2 separate regions of the Homo sapiens genome follow, and region 2 is linked to region 1. A link is an interaction called in ENCODE POLR2A ChIA-PET data of the cell type or tissue named here. Cell type or tissue: CD4-positive, alpha-beta T cell. All regions are shown on one strand. Links, peaks and the distances in the headings refer to the core of each region. The heading gives the core; the rest is flanking DNA.

Evidence for each region. ChIA-PET counts read pairs that join two places held together with the same protein. Peaks named below come from ENCODE experiments on the same cell type or tissue, not always from the same donor. Only the 100,000 strongest peaks of a DNase experiment are listed, where the experiment ranks them.
Region 2: POLR2A ChIA-PET joins it to region 1 with 11 read pairs; 7 of 35 experiments call an interaction of 5 or more read pairs at or near these places.

What each region holds. Positions count from the first base shown.
Region 1 is chr1:206,920,803-206,923,708 of GRCh38, forward strand. FCMR (Fc mu receptor) reads right to left here and starts at 1,139. Exons shown (of 8, transcript NM_005449.5): 1 at 1,016-1,139. The coding sequence starts at 1,052. RefSeq lists enhancers at 1,040-1,169, 1,710-1,919, 2,580-2,659. In CD4-positive, alpha-beta T cell, for the core only: no CTCF peak of the experiment used is centred there; DNase peaks (open chromatin) are centred at 1,249 and 2,469; H3K4me3 peaks cover 2,500 bases; H3K27ac peaks cover 2,500 bases.
Region 2 is chr1:206,555,681-206,558,586 of GRCh38, forward strand. All of the region lies in intron 2 of RASSF5 (Ras association domain family member 5), which reads left to right. It overlaps LOC124904494 (a long non-coding RNA gene), which reads left to right and starts at 2,688. Exons shown (of 2, transcript XR_007066831.1): 1 at 2,688-2,906. RefSeq lists silencers at 1,351-1,420, 1,441-1,780 and enhancers at 1,805-2,305, 1,931-2,180. In CD4-positive, alpha-beta T cell, for the core only: no CTCF peak of the experiment used is centred there; DNase peaks (open chromatin) are centred at 621, 1,541 and 2,571; H3K4me3 peaks cover 2,500 bases; H3K27ac peaks cover 1,864 bases.

The DNA.
Region 1 (2,906 bases), core at 1-2,500:
CCATTTCCTCTGTTACCTTCCTAGTATCAATTGCTGCTGCTTCTTATCCCAGTAGACATGGATCTAGAAACTGCAATGATTTGGCCATTGACTGGATCAAGGTCTGAATGAGGATACATGGGAAGAGGTGGTAATTAGCCATTCTGGCATTTTGTGGCTGATGATCAGCGATACTTCAGACAGGTGAAATAGCTGGTTTGGATGGTGATCAATGAAGAATTGAGGTAAGGTTAGGCAGTTTACATTTCAAATCTTGGTGGAATATTGAAGCAGAGGTTGCCCAGGAGACAGTTGTAAGTTGAGATATGGAATTCAGGAAATAGATTAGAGCTACTGAATGGATTACGGAATTTTCATTTAGGGTTGAAAGTTGGAAATTCGGGACTGAAAAAGATCTATAGAAAGAGTGTAGAGGTAAGAAGAAAGAAGTACGGAGACACTTGCTTTAAGATCCCATATTAATAGGCTAATATGTTTAGGAGAGATGACACCTTCAGCTCTTAAGAGTTAACACCTGGCTGGGCACAGTGGCTCACACCTGTAATCCCAGCGCTTTGTGAAGCTGAGCCAGGAGGATCACTTAAGGCCACAAGTTCAAGACCATCCTGGGCAACACAGCAAGACTCCATCTCTACAAAAAAATTAAAAATTAGCTGGGCATGGTGGCATGCACTTGTAGTCCTAGCTACTAGAGAGTCTGGGGTGGTAGGATCACTCGAACCCAGGAGTACAAGACTGCAGTGAGCCATGATCACACCACTGCACTCCAGCCTGGGTGATAGAGTTAACACCTGACTGAAACAGGAGAGTGTCTGGAGTGGAGAAAGGAGCATTACCATGGAGTGAGGAAGGCATCCAACACCTCACATGGCCTCCATTCTTGTCCTGCCCTAGGTGTTGGTTCACAACTGAATCCATCCAGAAACATCAGAGCTAGAGCTACCAGGCAATTATTCTACTTGTGGCCAATTCAAGCCTCATTCAGAGGTCTGAAGTGTTTCCCCACGGTACTTACCTGGCAGGAAGTAAAGTGGCCAAAGCCAGAAGTCCATTGTCCCTTCTAGAGTGCAAGGTCCATCCAAGAGCCCCTAGAGAGGGGGATGGAGACACGCTGCTTACTCAGGAACCCTTCACAATCTGGAACTGGAAAGAGATTTCTAGCCCCCACGAGGAACAAAGCTTGACGATGAGGAAATGACAACCTCCCTTGTTTGCTAACTATTCTCAGGCTAAAAAGAGAGTGCTGACAAACCACAGCGGAAGTCAGGAGCTGAGAAAACATGTTGTGTGGAGTAAGAAAGGGTCACCCTGTTCAAAAGGCATCTAAGAAGTTCCTCCAGACTATTAGCAGTGACCAGGCCTGATATTCCTTTGTCTTGGTGCTTTTTCTTAGCAGGGCCTCCCGTGCTTTATGTATACTCATTGGCTTCCGTGCTGGGGTCATTTGCTTTCATTCTGCCTTCAGGATAAAAGAGCCTTATCACCAATTTTCCCTGCCTGAGAAAGGCTGTATGGGCAGACGCTTGGGCCTGAAGTCAGAAGATGCTGACTGTAGTCCTTACCAGTCACCAGTTAACTCACCTTTACAATAGTTTTTGAGCACCTTCTATGTGGGGGTACTAACTAAGGACTTTGAGCAATCCATTACTTTTCTCTGAGCCTGAATTTCTTCATCTAGGAAATAAACGAAGCTGGGACTAGATGATCCCTGCCATTCCCTCCTGCAGAACACAGTTCCTGAGGACTTCACATAGCTCCCCAGCACCTCAGCCAACCTTCACCCTTAATCTCCCCAAAGTGTCCCCACAAGGTGCTGCCCTGTGGCAAGGGCTCAGGCCTCTGTCCAGTGACCACCAAGGCAATGCCAGAACTGGGGTGTGACAGGTCATGCAGCCACTTTGCCTGAAGTCACAGCACCCTGGTAGAGCTCTCCTTCAGGACCCCAAGGGCCCAAGGGTAAGGCCCATGACTGATGGAGAGAGATGCTGAGGCCACAGGGCATCTTGGGAAGAGTTTTGGATGCAAGTCAGAAGACCTCAGGTCTTGTACTGGCTTGGCACTTTCTAGCTTTGGGCAAATTTCCCTGGGCCTCGGTTTTTTCCTTGATAAAGTAGGGATTGCCCCTACCCTGCCCACCTCACATGGCTTTTCTGAGGCCCAGCAGAACTCACAGGCATGGAAGTGCTTTAAGAAGCCTTCACTGTGAGCTGCGCAGGGGTATTACTTATGAGGGCATTCTCAGGGCTCTGTTCCTGGAAGTTTCATCCCTGGAGGTCAGTTCTCAGGGCCCCAACCCCAGGTGAAAGGACCTCTTGTGCCCCTGGAGGATCCGGGCTATACTCACACTGTTTCTGGGGGGATGTGCCTGACAGACCCGGGCTCCACAGTGGTTGTGTCAGCCACTCCCTGCTCGCCCCCACACAGCAGATTTGTCACATGTTCTCTAAAACAACAACATCCGTGGTGGAAGTTGAATGTGAGGCTCAGAGCAGGTGCAGAGGAAGTGTGTGGGGGGGTGGGCAGCCTGCCCTGCCCCATCCCTATCTGAATCTCCCCTGGCCCGGAGCAGCTGTGGTTGTGATGTCCTCCAGCCCTGAAATGGGCCAAGATGGCAGAGGGCAGCCTCGGGCCTCTCCTTAGTGCCAGAGCTCCCAGCTGGGATTAGCCCCACCCTTCCCTACTTAGCGGGCTCTTCCCAATGCCCCAGAGCTGTCACACAGCTGGGCTCCACCATGCACTGGGCTTGAGGCCTGGGGCTGTCTTGGAGAGACAGAGAAGGGGAATATGAGTGAATGAACGTGATGTGTGTGGGGGCAAGAGTGTGTGAGTATGAATATATGTATGAATGAATGTGTGAGTGTATGATGTGTGTTGTATGACTCTGATGTTTGAGCGTGTGAAGTATG
Region 2 (2,906 bases), core at 197-2,696, 360 kb before region 1:
ACTGGTATTGACAGTTCTCCTGCACCGAGGGCGGCCAGCCGGCTGGGGTGCTGACTCTCAGCTCTCTTGTTTTTGTGCCTGCCAGGCACTCGCAGGCTTCTGGGAAGAAGACTGTGTGGGAGGATGAAGCCAAATTGGGCTGCAGTTTGAAACCTTCCCGAGCACTGACGGATTTGGCTTAGGTGGGAGAGGGAGAGGGTTTCTCATGAAGGTAGCCAGAGCTTAAGATGGAGTTGGCAGCTTGGTGTCCGGGGGGCTGAGTCTAGTCCTCCACCCAGCTTATGTTTCCCCAGGACTGGATTGTTTCAGAACTGTAGGAAAAGCTACACAGATTTGGAGAGAGACCTGATAACCCCTCTCAGCCACAGTCCAGGGCCCTCCGGGGTCCATGAGCCATCAGACTCCATGAACATGGTAGCAAAGCCAGGCCTCTGAAGGCAGTTTCCCTGCCGGGACTCCAGCCCCCACTGTATTTAAAGATGGCAAAGTGCCCACCCAAATAGCCTCATCATTGCTGAGGGTCTGTACATGACAGTGACTGGGGCGTAGGCAGCTGCACACACCAGGGCTGAGTCCCAGCACACGTGTTCTACCTGTGTGACTCCGAGCCTTACTTTTCTCATCTGTACACAGTCTCTGTCTCAAGGCTATTGGAATGAGTCAATGATAGAGTGCACGTAAATCACTTGCACAGAGAGTTGTTCAAACAATGGTAGCTAGAACTGCTATTGATCTATTGTGGGGTAATTGTCTTAACTGCTTTGAAGGATTCAGCCCTATGTGTTCCTTTGTCCAGTCAGATGGGAAAATATAAATGAGCCCTTCTCAATGTTAGGAATGACAAGATCAGGCCAAGACCCCTCTTTCTCAGACTATCCGGAAGATACACAGATGACCTGGACAGTGTCTGCAGGCTCCTGTGTATCCTGAGGCTTCCTGAGGGCCAAGTTCTATGGGTGGGAAGGCAGCTTGCTCTCTAGGTTGCCATAACTCTGCATCTGATTTGCATGTGTTTGTGGTGACCCTGCAGTTTCTTCTGGCATTTCCAACTTAAAATATTGCTGTTTCCCCAGGCAGGGCAGATATTGATTTTTTTCTTCTCTAACCATTCCGATTGACCCGGCTCCCCCACCCAGCGAATGGGGGAGGGAGGGGGTGGGGGTGAGGAAGTGGATGGGGGAGAAGGGAGGAGGGATGGTGTTGCCCTTATAGCTAGCACCTTTTACTCCGTGGAACCTGAGTCACCGGGGCTGATGAGAATGGGCTCTTTCCAGAAGCAAGTGCATGATGAAGAAAGAACAGAGGGAATGTTCCCCCTCGGGTCCATCCTGGTCCCTTCTTTCCCTGCATCCCTTATATGACCTGCAGTTCCCTGAGTCCACTTGCCACCGGGGGCGGGTGGCACCCAGGCGGCGGGGAGGCGGGGGAGGGGCGCAGTGACAGCCGAGCCGGCTTTGAGGAACCTTGCAGAGGAAGTGGCTTCAGAACTGCTTTACGCGAGGGGCAGGAAAGGCGCGGGAGGCGGGGGAGGTGCGGAGATGGCGCTCTGCACGGCGGCGGAGGGAGGGCGCTGGCGCCGGGGACACGAAACCGCAGAGCCCGGACGAGTCAGGGAGTGAGGCGCGAGCCGGGCGCCCGGGGCTCTGCAGGCGCAGGCGGCGCGGGGACAGGAGCAGGTTACCGGGCCGCCCGAGCGCTCGCACCCCGCTGAAAGAAACGCAGGCGGCCCGCCGGCTCTGCCTGGTCCGCTACCCGACCAGCTCCCGGCTCGGGGCTCAGAGCTAGGGGCTTACGCCAAGCGGAGCCCGGGGAGGGGTGCCCACCTCCCTCCGCCGCATCCCAAGCCCGGCCCCCTTGATGCGCTGGCGGCCTCGGCCGGGAACTCCGGGGTAGATGACCGTGGACAGCAGCATGAGCAGTGGGTACTGCAGCCTGGACGAGGAACTGGAAGACTGCTTCTTCACTGCTAAGACTACCTTTTTCAGAAATGCGCAGAGCAAACATCTTTCAAAGGTAAACATAATAATGGAATGCAGGAGCCTTTCGTGGGGGGAAATAACCTCTGTGGTCAATCTAGAAGGGAAACCTTGCTCCCAGCAAAGGGACAAAGCCACATGTCAGGAAAGTGGCCAGGCAGTTGCCCTGAGGGCTGAGCATCGTATCTGGAGCCCTTCAGGGACCTGCACTATTCAGTTGGTCAGCCCTCCTCACAGCGGTTCCATCCACAGATCTCTTCAAAATGGCTCTCCAGAATGTGGGGGCTGCCCCTGGCTGGTAGATTGGCTGCAGGTTCACCTGTGCCTGAGTGCACGGTCTCATAACCGCACCCCCTCCCCAAATCCTAGCTTAGAAGTTCTAGGTGGAAACTGAATGCCACCCAATCCCACAATAAGATAAACATTCATCAGTTGATAAACATTCATAAACACACATTCATCGGTTGGGACTTCCGTATTTGAAGTGGCCAGAAACCACCTTAAGTCGTAATCCAGCAACTTTGCAGAAGTCCAGGGTGTTTTTAGAAGCAGACGAAAACTTCTGGCCTAGGCTGCTGTCATGCTACCACTTTAACTTCCTGGGTCGGTTTGGGTAACCTGAAGGGGCTTGCGTGTGTTTCCTGATGGCATGACTTGTATTTCCTAAAGGTGTCCGCCTCTAGACACCCAGCAAGCCTGGGTGCCCTGGCCACTCTCCTAGTTGGCTGCAGGCCTCGTGTCTGTCAGTATCTTGGTGGGAGTGGAGGTAAAGCTGAGTTTGTTTATTTGTTTTGCTACTTAGATGAGAGGGCTCCAAGCCAGGTCCTTAGAGAGGTTACCTAGAAGGGGCTGGTTTATAGACAGAAGTGAGCTGTTATATTTCGCAGGTGTGTGGCAGGCTCATCATTAATTCAGCAGTGCTACACCAAT